Linked DNA regions of Homo sapiens: region 1 is linked to region 2. Evidence: chromatin contacts called from ENCODE Hi-C or POLR2A ChIA-PET data. All regions are on one chromosome and are shown on one strand. The core of a region is the stretch at or near the end of the contact, and the rest is flanking DNA. Distances in the headings are between cores, read along the strand shown.

Region 1 (7,618 bases), core at 456-2,955, 130 kb before region 2:
TCCCAATACACCATTACAACCTAAATTCCTACCACTTCTCTTCATAATCCCCCATTCTAGACAAGCCAGTCTACTCCCTGCCTCCAACACATCTGTAAATTTCCAGCATCAGACATTTGCAAATGTCCTCTTTTGCCTCTCCTACCCATTTCTCAGGGTTCTTCTCAAGTCTGCAATTCACAGAGGCATCTTCTCTACCTGTGCCAGATGGAAGCAGATCCCAGGAGGACCCTCTTTGTCCACTGAACTCAGAGCACTTATTGTCTGGGCCACTTGTTAGTCTTTATTAGCTATGCTGTGTGTCCAAGTTATTTTCCTCCAATGTAATTATATCCTGTAGATCAGGGGTCCCTAACCCCTTGGCCATGGACCAGTACCTGTCCACGGCCTGTTAGAAACTGGGCCACACAGCAGGAGGTGAAGTGGCAGGCAAGTGAGTGAAGCTTCACCTGTGTTTTCAGCCGCTCCCCATCACTCACATCACTGCCTGAGCTCTGCCTCCTGTCAGATCAGTGGCAGCATTAGATTCTCGTAGGAGTGCAAACCCTACTGTGAACTGTGCATGGGAGGGATCCAGGTTGCACGCTCCTTATGAGAATCTAATGCCTGATGATCTGTCACTATCTCCCATCACCCCTAGTTGGGACTTCTAGTTGCAGAAATGCACGCTCAGGGCTCCCACTAATTCTACATGATGGTGAGTTGTGTAATTATTTCACTATATATTACAATGTAATAGTAATAGAAAGAAAGTGCATAATAAATGCAGTGGGCTTGAAGCATCCTCAAACCATCCCCCAACCTTGGTCTGTGGAAAAATTGTCTTCTGTGAAACCAGTCCCTGGTCCCAAAAAGGTTGGGGACTGCTGGTGTAGATTAGGTCCTATTTTTCTGTAACTTTGGGTTACAGAAAATGTAATTTTTATAACTCTGTAGTTCTAAGATGAGGGTCAGCAGGTGTACCTTCATGTTCTCTAGCTCAGGGTCTCTTAACCTCAGCTTCGCATTTTGGGTAGAGAACTCTTTGTTGTGGGGGGCTGAGGCAACAGATACAATAGCATGTCCTGTTGGATCCTAATCTCCTATCTAATAATTTCCACATAGTGTCTTCTGGATTTTCTTCCACAGAATCGTCTTAGAAGAAACCCTCCAGCTCCTACCTGTTACCTTGTGCAGATAGAAAGGTCCTCAGGAGTCCATCAGGGGGACAGATGAAGACTGCTCGGCAGGAAGCTGGTGGAAACTTCTAAGGTAGAAATGCTGGCAGAAATTAAGAAGTCGAAACTATGAACATGGTTGTCAGTGGCATTTATAAGCAATCTTATTTTAGAAAACTTGAGTAAAAGTCTTGTGTGATTTTTGGCCGGGCCCTCTGGTAGCTGCTGGGTGACTGCAGGAGCTGGGCCAGCAGTCAGGGAGGACAGGTCTGCATGTGGAGAGAAGCTGGGCTGTGGGTGCCCAGGCTGGGCAGCTGCATGACGTGTGGAGGTTTCCAGTGGTCATGAGCATGACTAGACAGTGTACAGCCTCTCCCATGAGGCTGCGGTCAAATCAGGACTGGATTCCAAACTGGAGCCTGATGGAGGAATGAACTAAACTGCAAGGGTGGCTGCTGGCACAGAGCTCCTCAAGATGTTGACAGAGGGAGAAATGTGGTGTTCTCAGATGAGGGACGGATGTGGCTAAAAATCCCCAGTTTTAGGGAGTGTGGGTAGAGATCATGGTTTTAAGGACCCGGAGAATAAAACATGTCCTCAAGCTGTTTTGAGTTGAAGCTGTTGCAGGTTACCATTGGACACCATAACTCACTTTATAGTCCTTTCTTCATCCCACTTCCTCTTTCAAAGTACACAATTCTGAATGGCAAAAACAAAAAGCTCTGTTTTCTTCTCTTTAAATATCACCAGGTTCTCTAAAATTTGTGATTTTAAGGACTTACAGGAATTCAAACTACCAGCTCCAGAATTTCTTCACTATATTTTTGTCAACTACTCCTTTGATTGTTAGCTTACAAGGCAGGGACCTTCACAGCATTTCCTGAGGACAGCTCTCACCCAATTAAATCATATTCTAACTCTTCTGCAACAGCAGAAACCACCACAGTGTCTCCAAAGTTACTAGAATTCCAGTGTTGTAACAATGAAGTTGAACAACACTTTCCAGGGACCATTATACTTAGAAAAAGGAGCTGGCATTAGATATCAATAGATACTCATCGAGATTCAGAGGTTATTTTTATGCTGTAGCCACTTATAGAAAACAAAGCAAAATCCACATTTTCTAGCCAGTGCTCCCAATACAGGATTCTCTTCCTTATCAAACAATAGTAATAAAATGCAAGTTGAGACCAGATCCCAAGGTTTTACTTTATTTATTTATTTTTTTTGAGACAGAGACTCACTCTGTCACCCAGGCTGGAGTGCAGTGGCATGATCTTGGCTCACTGCAACCTCTGCCTCCCAGGTTCAAGTGATTCTTCTGCCTCATCCTACCAAGTAGCTGGGACCTGCAGGCACACACCACCACACCCAGCTAATTTTTTTAATTTTTTTATGTATTTTTATTTATTTTATTTTATTTTTAGTAGAGACAGGGTTTCACCATGGTGACCAGGCTGGTCTCGAACTCCTGACTTCAGGTGATCCGCCCCCCTCAGCCTCCCAAAGTGCCACTGCTCCCGGCTGGTTTTATTTATATATAAATGGTACATATATGCGCGCGCGCGCACACACACACACACACACACACACACACACACACACGTCCTTAATGAAGAGATAATATTTAAACGTTGTAAATTTAAAGTTCCTGCGATTTCCTGCCTCCTAAGGGATAGAAACTTGAATTTATTTTTGAGGCCTTCTTTCTTCTTGGAAATCACCCCAGTGGGGAATGAACCTCCTCCAGGAAGAAGATATAATGTGGCTTAGGCTCCAAGGAGCTAACCCCTTTGGATAATAATGTAAAGGTTGTGATTACGGTGTCAGAGTTACATTGCTGCAGATTGTGTTTCTTTAGAATAATTTTTTAGAATAATTTTCTTTCCCAAATATGGCTATAGACCACAATGTGCAAATATTTTATTGCTTATTTTTGTGGAGTTGGTGCATATCTCCTCACAGGCGGTCCCTAGAGAAGTTCCCCATGCTGTAGGAAACCCTGACAGCTTGGCCTTCTCTTCACTTCTCTGCAGTGGGGGAGAGATCATTGTAAAGGAAAAAGAGAAAGACAGGAGGAAAAGTAAGTTAAGGTCAGGTCGGGGGAAAAACAAAGGGAAGGAATGAACTGGGCTTGGGGCTGTGCAACTTACAAAAGGGAAGGAATGAACTGGGCTTGGGGCCGTGCTATGCAAAAAGGAAGGAATGAACTGGGCTTGGGACCGTGCAGCTTGCAAAAGGGAAGGAATGAACTGGGCTTGGGGCCGTGCTACTTGCACTAGGTTACTGGTGTTTCATCTGTTGTGTTGTTTAGAAAGGACAATCCAGCCTTTGGGAAATGTACCAATGCTGGGCCATGCACCCTAATAATTTGGAAGACTGTGGGGCTGGATTATCCCAACTAAATTTCACAAATAAATTTTTCTTCTAAAATAAGTGGTTATAACCACTGCTGATTACCCTGGGAAGGGGTCACTAGTCCATGGCAACTGCAGCCCAGAGTGGAATGAAGAGAAGGAGGTGGAAGCTCGTGAGGGAGCTGTTCTGTAACCTCCACTGCTTACTCGCTTCTTTAATGACTTGCAAGTGACTCAGATCCAACATACACAACAGTAAACCCATGAAGTTCTTTCATGCCCTCCCCTACCCATGTTTATCACCCTGGATTTTGCCATCTCCGTGAATGGGACCATCATCCACCTGCTTGCCCATGGCAGTAACCTCAAAACTGCGCATGACTCATTGCTTTCTCCATCGTCTCTGGATCTCATTAATGATCTGCTAGTGATCTCATGCTTCTGGCCATGAGGGAGTAAGACGGCCTGTGATCTCCCTCCCTCTGTAAGCAACTATAAAAAAAGGATAAAATATAGAAAGCCACTATTTGGATATAGGGCAAAACAAGACTGTGATTCCTGAGAAAAAGGAAGAAGACAAGGTAAGCCCTACCATCAGCTGGCCTTTCTGCCTAGAGATAAGTCCTGGGCTACAGTCCAGGGAGGGAGAACTCCAAAAAAGTGAGGCAGCTTCACAGAGCTGCAGAGACAGAGGTCAGAGATGGGGAAGGCCAGGCGGCTCTGTGAAGAACCTGTGAGGCAGAGTTCTCAAGGGAAGGGGCTACACAGATAAAAGTACTCCGGAAATCTGCACATGAGTTCATGGAATCTTTTTAAAACAGAAGTCTATAGAAATATAAGGCCAGATAAGAAAAGCTTCTGGTGAAAGAGTAATTATGAGGAGTTCTTTTTTTTTTTTTTTTTGAGATGGAGTCTCACTCACTCTGTCGCCCAGGCTGGAGTGCAGTGGCATGATCTCAGCTCATTGCAACCTCCACCTCCCATGTTCAAGTGATTCTCATGCCTTATCCTTTTGAGTAGCTGGGATTACAGGCACCCACCACCACACCCAGCTAATTTTTATATTTTTAGTAGAGATGAAGTCTCACCATGCTGGCCAGGCTGGTCTCAAACTCCTGGCCTCAAGTGATCTGCCAGCCTCGGCCTCCCAAAGCACTGGGATTACAGGCATGAGCCACTGCACCTGGTGAGGAGTTCTAAAATGAACAATTCCCTAAAATTGCAAAGCCAAAAATCACTCAAGTTCCCTCCAGCCAGAGAGAGAGACCTCACTGAATATATGGGGCATTTAGAACAAGCCCCAGAAAGGCCATGACTTAGAAGAGGAGTCAAATCAGTCCTGGAATAAAGGCTACTCTAGGCCCCAAAAAGCTTATAAGTAAACCTCAAGGGAATCAAACTAATTTCTGAATAATTTATAGAACAAGTAGATAAAAAATCAGTAAGGATATAGAAGACTCGAACACAGTATTAATCAATTGACCTCACTGACATGTATAGATGGCTTTACTCAACAACAGCAGAACACATATTTTTCATAAGTGCTTGTAAAACATTCGCTATACCAGATCATACATTAGGCTATAAAATAAGCTTACATAAATTTAAAATAGTAACCACAGTGGAATAAAACTAAATAGCAATAAGAGAAAGGTATAATATATGGAAAAGCCACAAATATTTGGAAATTAATAAGCTTCTAAATGGAAATTGGAAAGTATTTCAAACTGAATGAAAATGAAAATATAACATGTCAAAATTGTGAGATATAGCTAAAGCAGTGATTTGAGGATTATAGCATTTCATGCTTTTATTGGCAAAGAGAAGTCTAAGGTCAGTCATCTAAGCTTTTACCATATTCAGTTAATAGTAAATCCTGTCAATTGTACTTCCTAAATAACTCTTAATCAGTTTCCTTCCCTCTGTCCTGCTGTCACAGCCTCCTGATCCCCCTATCTTAAGTCATCTCCAACCCCAAATTCCCAGTTCTTTCTTGTCAGCTGCACCTCTCACCACTACTTTCTCCTTGCACTTCAGCCTTACTGATGTCTCTAGTTCCTTAAAGCTCTCATGGTCTTCTCTGGGTCATCTCACACACATTTTCCTTGCCTGACCACTCTTTTATTTCCAATTCACCCTGCTAATTCCCACCCATGGAATTTCTCTTCTTTCTGGAAGGCTGGGTCCTGCTATACGCTTCCGTTCTAGCTCATTGTACTTCCTTTGTGGTGGCATTTAACCTATGCTCGTGATTTCTTTAATTGTCTGTCTTCCCCAGCAGCTGGGTCTCGTCTTGTATATCACATTGTGTATCTGTCCCCTTGCACACTTTCTGGCACTTATTGAGTGCTTAACATCTATTTGACAAATGAATGAAAGCCTATTTTAGTGGAAATATGACCACTTAATTTGTAGTTACAGGTTGAGAAGATCAGCATTCCTGGATCACAGTTCGCAGTCAACATTGGGCATCTCCCAGCATCCATTTGTCTTTCTTTTTTAATAACCGCCCTGAATTCTGTTGGGGGCTCATGAGGTTCCTGAGAAGCCACTTATCCCAGCTCAAGTAGTTGCTCAAATATTCATCATTGAGAAAACAGATCTGTTTTTGTGGCTTCAGTTACTTAAAACTATCATTTCTCAGTTAAATATGTTATTGGGATTCCCTGGAAGTGTACAGGGTCCTCCCATTAAGTCATCCCCCTTTAATGAGCGGTACTGGGGTGAAGGTATCTGGCAGGTTCCTGTTAGGCTTTTCTGGCTTGACTATTTACTTTTTTTTTTTTTAATTATACTTTAAGTTTTAGGGTACATGTGCACAACGTGCAAGTTTGTTACATATGTATTAGCTTCGCATGTTCAAAAGGATGTGGGTGCTTACCTAGTGCCCTAGAAACAGCACAAGCCATAACGTGACGTCTCTGAGTGAAACAGGCCTAAAGCCACAAAGGAGATAAAACAGATAAGGTAAGAATAAGACGAGAAAATCAAAGTGGAATTAACCTAAATTTAACACTATCACTCCTGTGGTATCTGCACATATCAAACAAAAGGAAATAGCTATCTGGCTTGACGGCAAAATGCCGTGCCTCGTGCCACCTTTTTTAAAAAAACAATAATATGAATGATTTTTTCCTTGATAATACAAATAATTCATATTCATTATGGAAAATTTGGACACTTTTTAAAAGTATTTAAAAATGGGTCACCCAAAATAATACACAAAATACCCACTGGTAATGTCTTTTTTTTTTTTTTTTTTGAGACAGAGTCTTGCTCTGTTGCCCAGACTTGAGTGGAATGACATGATCTCAACTCACTGCAACCTCCGCCTCCCAGGTTCAAGCAATTCTCTTGCCTCAGCCTCCCAAGCAGCTGAGATTATAGGTGCCCACCACCATGCTGGGCTAATTTTTGTATTTTTAGTAGAGGCGGCTTTCACCATGTTGGTCAAGCTAGTCTCAAACTCCTGACCTCAAATGATCTGCCCACCTCGGCCTCCCATGAGCCACTGCGCCCAGCCCATTGGGAATGTCTTGTTGCATTTCTTTTCATAACTTTTTATACATATACAGACAGATGTGTATTTTTCTTTTCAAAATTAAAATTTTTTTGTACATTACTTTTTTCACATACATCATAACCCAAAAAAGTGATTTTTGGCTGGGCGTGGTGGCTCACACCTGTAATCCCAGCGCTTTGGGAGGCCGAGGCAGGCAGATCACGAGGTCAGGAGTTCGAGACCAGCCTGGCCACCATGGTGAAACCCCGTCTCTACTAAAAATACAAAAATTATCTAGGCGTGGTGGCGAGCGCCTGTAATCCCAGCTACTCAGGAGGCTGAGGCTGGAGAATCATCTGAACCCGGCAGGCAGAGGTTGCAGTGAGCCAAGATCACACCATTGCAATCCAGCCTGGGCCATAGAGCAAGACTCTGTCTCAAAAAAAAAAGAAAAATAATTTTTATGACTTTCTATTTTGTGGATATGCTATAACTATTTAAACAACAATTTTTCTATTGTTGCACATTTAGGTTGCTCCTATTTTTTACTAATATAAATTACTCTGTGTGAGCATCTCGGCTTGAATCACAGGTCACCTTCC
Region 2 (7,354 bases), core at 2,773-5,272:
CTTGAACCCAGGAGGCAGAGGTTGTAGTGAGCTGAGATCGCGCCGTTGAACTCCAGCTGGGCAACAAGAGTGAAACTCTGTCTCAAAAAAAAAAGAAAGTAGCCTACAGGGCCTATAAGAGAGACTTCTTATCTTCACTGATTGAAAAACATCAGCAACTTAAAAACACATGAACCATGAGAGGGCATCGCAACTGTCCATTCTCTCAGCTTACACGTATCATTGCAAAGGCACTCACAGCTTCATAGGTTCTAAAGTTTTAAGAATTCCTCATTCAGAGAGTAGAATTGTTTGTAAACTCTTCTAAGGAAAGGCTGGTTTTCTAATTTGTAAGGAGATTGTGGGACATTGGAATCTGATCTTTGAAGAAATTTAGCGGCTAGTGTCAAGCTCTGAAGAGTTCTGGTGTGGCTCTGTCTCCTCCTGGGGGCTCTAAGGGGCTGATTCAGTCATCTTACTTCCCATTTATTATTCTCTGCCTTATGTGTTATTCTTTTAAATGTGGAAACTTGAAAGCTGAATTTGTTAGAACCCAGTACATGTGTCATTGGCTGTGACTGCATTTGCACTGGCATGAGCTGACAAACCACGAGGTTCTTCAGAAGTGACCGCGTGCAGTGGAAAGGAATTGTGTTGTTCTTACAGAGTACAACCTTTATAATCAAATAGGATGCACCGCCTTTGCCTTCTTTAGTCACTGAAAGTTGACAAGTAGTTTCTATTTCAAAATAAATTACAACACTTGTTAAGGGACCTATGTAAATATTTCAATATTTTTGGTTGTGATTTTTAGCTATAAAGCTTCACATTTTAGTAGTTTTTAAAACATTGCTCCTAAATCAACTATGAAGTGAATCGAAGTGGGTCAGTCGTACCTTAGATGACATTAAAGGGTTAACTTGTAAATCATTTTTAAGATGTTGAGTAATAGCATCTGTATATCGTTAAGAAACATAACAGTTGAACTTTGACATTTTTATCAGTGACTCAGCAATTTGCTGCTGTGGCTGGCAATGTTTCTTCATGTGTTTTGGGAACAACATGTGGAGTAAAGGAGAGTTTACTTCCTAATTTTAACATTTACAGTTTGTGCAGCCAGACTCTCAAGGAAAGATATTTGACACTTTTTTCTCTATTGCTTTCCCTTCAGAGAGGTGAGAGACTTCAGAGGCTGCCCTTTCTTTTCATCTGCTGCTTGTGAAAGGAAAACATCTTGGGCCCCCAGAATCACTAAGGAAAACTCAAGCTGGAAACTGCTTAGGGCCAACCTGCCTCCCATTCTACTCAGTCAAGCCTCTGCTCACTGAGAGAGAGGCATATCTGATTGCTTCCTTTGGAAAGGCTAATCAGAAACTCAGAAGAATGCAACCCTTTGTGTCTCACCTCTCTGTGACCTGGAAGCTCCCTCCTGCTTTGAGTCTTCCTGCCTTTGCTTCAAGGTGTCCCGCCTTTCCAAACAGAACCAATGTACTTCTTACATATATTGATCAATGTCTCATGTCTCCCTAAAATGCATAAAACCAAGCTGTGCCCTGACCACCTTGGGTACATGTCATTAGGACCTCCTGATGCTTTGTCACGGGCATGTCCTCAACCTTGGCAAAGTAAACTTTCTTTTTTTTTTTTTTTTGTTTTTGAGACAGAGTCTCACTCTGTCGCCCAGGCTGGAGTGCAGTGGTATGATCTTGGCTCACTGCAACCTCCGACTCCCAGGTTCAAGTGATTCTCCTGCCCCAGCCTCCTGAGTAGCTGGGACTACAGGCGTATGCCACCATGCCTAGCTAATTTTTTTGTATTTTTAGTAGAGACGGGATTTCACCATGTTAGCCAGGCTGGTCTTGAACTCCTGACCTCAGGCAATCCACCCGCCTCAGGCTCGCAAAGTGCTGGAATTACAGGCATGAGCCACTGTGCCGGGCCTATTCCTTGACTTTCTTAATAAAGTTGTTTTCACTTTGCACTGCGGACTTGCCCTGAATTCTTTCATGTGCGAGGTCCAAGAACCCTCTCCTGGGGTCTGGATTGGGACCCCTTTCCTGTAACACAGGGACTGTATTGGGTGCACGTGTGTCAGTTGCTCACCTCCTGGGTTTGAGTTGATGATTAGGGCTCTGGTTGGAACAGGCATCTCCCTTCCTCTGGAGGTGTCTAGATGAAGGCAAGTGGAAGTTCTGGAAGCAGATTCTCCTTTGCAGCGTAGCCTTTCTGAGAGGTGTGCAGACACAGATGGCGTCCGGATCCTCAGCTTCTACCTAGATTGTGGGAGTTTCCCTAGGCTGCTGTAACCAAGTACACCACAACTGGGTGGCTTAGAACGACAGAAATGTGTTCTCATAATTTAGAGGCCAGACGTTGTAAATGAAGGTTTCAGCTGGGCCACTCGCCCTCCGACACTCTGGGTGGAATCCTTCCTCACCTCTTCCAGCTGCCACTGGTGGCCAGCAGTCCTCACCTGGCGGTCCTCACCTGACAGTCCTCACCTGGCGGTCCTCACCTGACAGTCCTCACCTGGTGGTCCTCACTTCACAGTCCTCACCTCATAGTCCTCGCCTGGTGGTCCTCGATGTGGTCCTCACCTGGCGGTCCCCACCTTGTAGTCCTCACCTCGCAGTCCTTGGCTTCCGGCTGCGTCACCCAGGGCTCTGCCTCTATTGTCACTGACATTTTTCTCCCTTTGTGTCTCTGTCATAAGGACACATTGGATTACCTACCCCAGCATGACTTCATCTTAACTAATTACATCTTCATGATCCTGTTTCCAAATAGTCACACTGAGGTGCTGGGGTTAGGACTTCAACATATGTTTTTGGGGGACGTAGGTCAACCCACAGCACATTCTTTTCTCAAAGTGACCTGATGTTTATGCCTGCGCTTCTTCCTTTACTCTCTTTCAACTCAATTCCTCTTCTCCCACTTTTCAGGAAAGAGGCGATCTTAGCTCAGGCCACTCCAACAAAATACCTTGGACTGGGTGGCTTAAAAAGCAAACATTTGCTTCTCACAGTTCTAGAGGCTGGAAGTCCAAGATTAAGGTGCCAGCAGATTCGGCGTACTCACATGGTAGGGAGAGGAAGCAAGCTGTCTCGGGACTCTTATGATGACACGATACTACCCCACCTCCTCATACCTGCACATTAGGGGACAGGGTTTCCATATGGGAATTTGGGGGAGACATTCCATCTGTGACAGAGACCTATTTCTCACCCATCCTGAATTTTAATATTGGATGTGAAAGCTACTGTCAAACATGGTACATAGTGGGGTCGTGAGTCTCTGTAATAGAGACACTTCTTTAATCAAGGTACCCCACCCCAAGTCAGGCTTTGTGCTTTCCTTGTCTGGCGTGTGCTCTGCTGACGGTGAATCATAGAGTAGGAACGGGGCGATTTAGCCTTCTGGAGGGTGGTTGGAGTTCACATGGACAGTCAGCAGCAGGGGTGATGACATTGCATTGAGCAATATCTGTTCTACCATGCTTTCACTGTCTTTGATGAAGGCCTCCCTCCCTCAGGAGTGCCCTGGGAGACTGGTCAGATACATGAAATCATCTTGTGATATGGGTCCACAGAAAATCAAAATCAAATGTTTAATTTCACTGGTATGTGTACATTTCCATTATAGACAATGTGATTGGGAGGCAAAAGACTGTCATAATATTTTTCATTAGGATAAAACTGGGGAGAAGAAATAGACCTATGAGGTCAAGGAGAAAAAGGAACAATGTACAATTTCTTTCTACTAAGAGTGTTTCTGCATCTATTACAAAAGGGTAATGGCAAATTGCATTGATATTTAAATTCCACTTAGCAAATTTTAAAGAGTGATATTTCAGCTTTATTTTAAAATGTCAATATTTCAAATGTTGCATAACGATGCCCTTTGTAAATATTTAAACTCATTATGAAAATTTTAAAGGGCAACTGAAGGTGTTTTTCAACATTCTTGTAAGGGTAATTTAAGTAGAATATGTGAAGAGCACTAGCTCGTGGCAGGAGCTTGTTCTGACTGGCTGCCTCTGCCCGCCACCGCCTCACACACCTGTCCCCACATCCTTTCTCCATGGCCTGGCCACACTGTGAAATCACAACATAAGTTTCAAGCATTGATAGTGTATATTGAGTGAGGTTATGCACTACACACTTAATTTTGACATCAGCCTGCCTGAATGTTTTTCTTGCAAAATATTTAAAAAATTGCTTTTTATTTGTTAGCTCATCAGTCCAAGGCCTCAGCACATAGCCTGGCTCACAGAAACATTCAAGGTTTTGAGTTGAAACTAAATTGTGAATTGTTTTCATATTTTCCGTGGCTTCTAAGTCTTTGATTTGATTTTTTAAGACTCTGTACTCCTAACTGTAAGTTGGAATGACTAAATCTGAAAGTATTGTTTTAAAATAAAGGTAAGGCATCTTTGATACTATAAAGCAGGGACAGAATGAAAAACACCTTCTCTTTCCGGAAGACATCTGTTGTACTGAAAATCTGAAGTCACTCTTGGGCAGAAAGGAAGGCTTGGGAGGCTTGGAGACCGCGGTTGGAAACCTGGCCCTCCTGCTTGCTAGCTGCATCGTTTTGAGTAAATTACTTATCCTTGCGGAATCTTACTTTCCTATTGATATAATTCATGAGCAACGCTTCCCTTAGGCCTCGACTAGAGGTCCTGCCCACTCGGAGGACCCCGTCTGGTCCACTGGCTGTGGGCTTCCCCATGGGCCAAGGATGTGCCCACCTGGAGCCTGTACCCCTCCAAACCCTAGTACCCCCCACACACAGCCCAATCCTGCCTGTAGGTCTGGGTCTCCCCAGCTCATCCTCCTGAGGGTCACCAGGCTCTGGGGGGTGCACATCAGGGCCGAAAGAGTAGACGAGGGCTGGTGGTCTTCAGAGAGTTGGACACCCTGGATGAGCAGGTGGGGTCTGCAGGTAGGGTCTTCCTGAGTGCACTTGGACCCTGCATGTGAGTGGACTGGCGCTGAGAAGGGAAGCGGGGAGCTGGGAGCTGACTCTTCCAATGCCACCACCATCTGGCACAGAACTTTGATGAATCTGAAAATCCTAACTTCAAAAGTGACCTTTCTGGCCATTTGTCAAGGCAGGTGGATGGGGTATATTTTAAGACTTGTCAGTGGCTGCACAACATTAAAACACTCGGACACACGATGTGTGCTCCTCCTGCCCCACAGATGTGAGGGGATGGTGGCTCCTCAGCGGGTGAGGATTGAAATGACCACAGAGCAGCCGTCCACTGCTGGCCCATGTGTCTAATTCGTGTTTGCACTTTCCCATCCGGACCTCTTAAAGATTGCTTTATGTTAAGATGAGGTGTTTGGTGTATAAAATTTGAGCAAAACAAAGCTGATTGCAGTAATTGCAGCTAATAATCACATCCATGTATAGAAATCCCTAGAAGGCCAGGCTGGCCCAGTATATAAAGCTCCCCTTTCTCTCTCCTGTGATCACTGTTGTCCACTCTGTCACCTTATCTGAAGGCACCATTTGGTTTGGCTCCACATCAGGGTGGGGAGCACTGGCATTTGGGGTCGTGCTGTCACCCTGGAAGGTGAGTGTCACTCCTTGGTCATCAGCATTACCAAGGGCAAGGGAAGAGGAATGGCAGGGCCCCTGCTGAGAGCTCTGCCATCTCCTGGGAGGAGTGGACACAGAAGCCAGGAGACAATGGGGAGACAATGGGAGGATGGGGAGATAGTGAGGGGGTGGGGAGACAATGGGGAGGTGAGGAGATAGTGGGGGGTGGGGAGATGACAATGGGGGGATGGGGAGATAGTGGGGGCTGTGGAGATGGGGGTGGGGAGATAGTGGGGGATGATATAGTGGGGGATGGGGAGATAGTGGGCGGATGGGGAGATAGCGGAGGATGGGGAGATAGCGGGGGATGGGGAGATAGGGGATGGGGAGATGGGGGATGGGGAGATAACGGGACAATGGGGAGATAGTGGGGGGATGGGGAGATAGTGGGGTGGTGGGGAGATGGGGTGTGGGGAGATGGGGAATTGGGAGATAGTGGGGGATGGGGAGATAACAGGGGGACAGGCAGATAGCGGGAGGATGGGGAGATAGCAGGAGGATGGGGAGATGGGGGTGGGGAGATAGTGGGGGGACAGGAAGACTATGGGGGACATGGAGACAGTCGGGGTACAGGGAGAGTATGGGGAGGTGGGAAGACAATGGGGGCACGGATTGATGTCAAGTCTGATGCTCAGCTGCTTAGCGGAGGTGTGGCCGGCAGAGGCCAGCAGGAAGAAGTGTGCTGGGCACTCAGCACCTGCCAGGGAAGCTCAGAAGCAATCGAAAAGGGCACGAGTTTGTCCAATAGGGATGGGGTGTCAAAGGGGTTCTGTGAGGAGACATATTTTGTAATCAATCAATAATGTCTGAATATTAAGAGATCACTAAATCATTATGTAAATCCTGAAACATAAATCACAGTCTTCCTTGATTTTTTGACTGAAATGCGAATATTTTAATCAAGATGGAAAACACAACCCAAGTTGTTGGTGGGAAGGAGACATCTGTCAGGAAAAGTCCTTAAAAATGAAAAAATAGTGAGGCTTCTTTCTCTGCTCTTCTCTCTAGCCCCAGCTTCTGGTCACTCCTCCTTCCTACTGAAGGCACAGAGTCCAGTAGGCCATGAAGTTGGACATGGACCACAGCCTCCATGAAGACCAGGAGTAGAATGTCTAGCTTGAGGGTGGGTGGGTGGTCCCGGCATGGTCTCAGTTGCCATGCAGCCAGCTCTGCATCTGGTTGTATTTGGAATCTGTAGGACCAGGCTGAAGTTGACCAAGGGCTTCATGATTGGCCTAGAAACAAGCATACAACCAGAGATGGGATGCCGTGGGCTCCACCATCTCCACTCCTTTTAAAGAAGAAAGAAGCAAGTGAAACAAATTTGCTTTTTGAAAACCTTAGGTCTCCCGAAAAAAAAATGCAAAATGTTACCTTTAGTCCAGATAATTTAAGAAACCATTAAAATGCCATGTTGTCATTTTTAGATTAGAAAGTTTGACTTGTTTTAATATTCTTGCAGCCACGAGGGAATTCTGGAAATAAAGGAACACTTTGAAGTTGCAGTAGAAAGAATTTGAAATTCACTTGATAATTTTAAGTAACATCATATGGAGAACCTTCACCAACTTTGAGAATTATTGTTTCATTATCTTAATATGCTATTGCTAAGCTGAATTTATTTTACCATTATGATTATGCTTGTCATGTTTATAAGTCAATAGCTGTTTAAGGAGAGATCATGTGAGAATTGTCACATGGACACATTTAACATCAGCCATGACCATGGCTCACGCCTGTAATCCCAGCACTTTGGGAGGCCAAGGCA

What was found. A loop is a pair of places that touch in the nucleus more often than their neighbours do. ChIA-PET counts read pairs that join two places held with the same protein, here RNA polymerase II (POLR2A). Pooled maps may share reads with other maps.
Region 1: a loop to region 2 is called in a pooled map, with 1.8 times the contacts of the local background. The contact joins two enhancer-like sites. A Hi-C loop is called at or near these places in 1 of 50 pooled maps. POLR2A ChIA-PET finds 5 or more read pairs at or near these places in 4 of 52 experiments (OCI-LY7, Panc1, WTC11 and 1 more).

The regions. Positions count from the first base shown.
Region 1 is chr18:74,372,443-74,380,060 of GRCh38, reverse strand. No RefSeq gene overlaps it. Among named protein-coding and RNA genes, the nearest start is that of LINC01922, 33 kb to the left of the region's middle. Within about 2 kb of position 1,705, at least 4 of the 41 ENCODE cell types and tissues checked have a DNase peak (open chromatin) inside an H3K27ac peak, as active enhancers do.
Region 2 is chr18:74,245,452-74,252,805 of GRCh38, reverse strand. CYB5A (cytochrome b5 type A) reads left to right here. Exons shown (of 5, transcript NM_148923.4): 5 at 1-1,960. Among named protein-coding and RNA genes, the nearest start is that of CYB5A, 43 kb to the left of the region's middle. RefSeq lists an enhancer at 1,591-2,526. Within about 2 kb of position 4,022, at least 4 of the 41 ENCODE cell types and tissues checked have a DNase peak (open chromatin) inside an H3K27ac peak, as active enhancers do.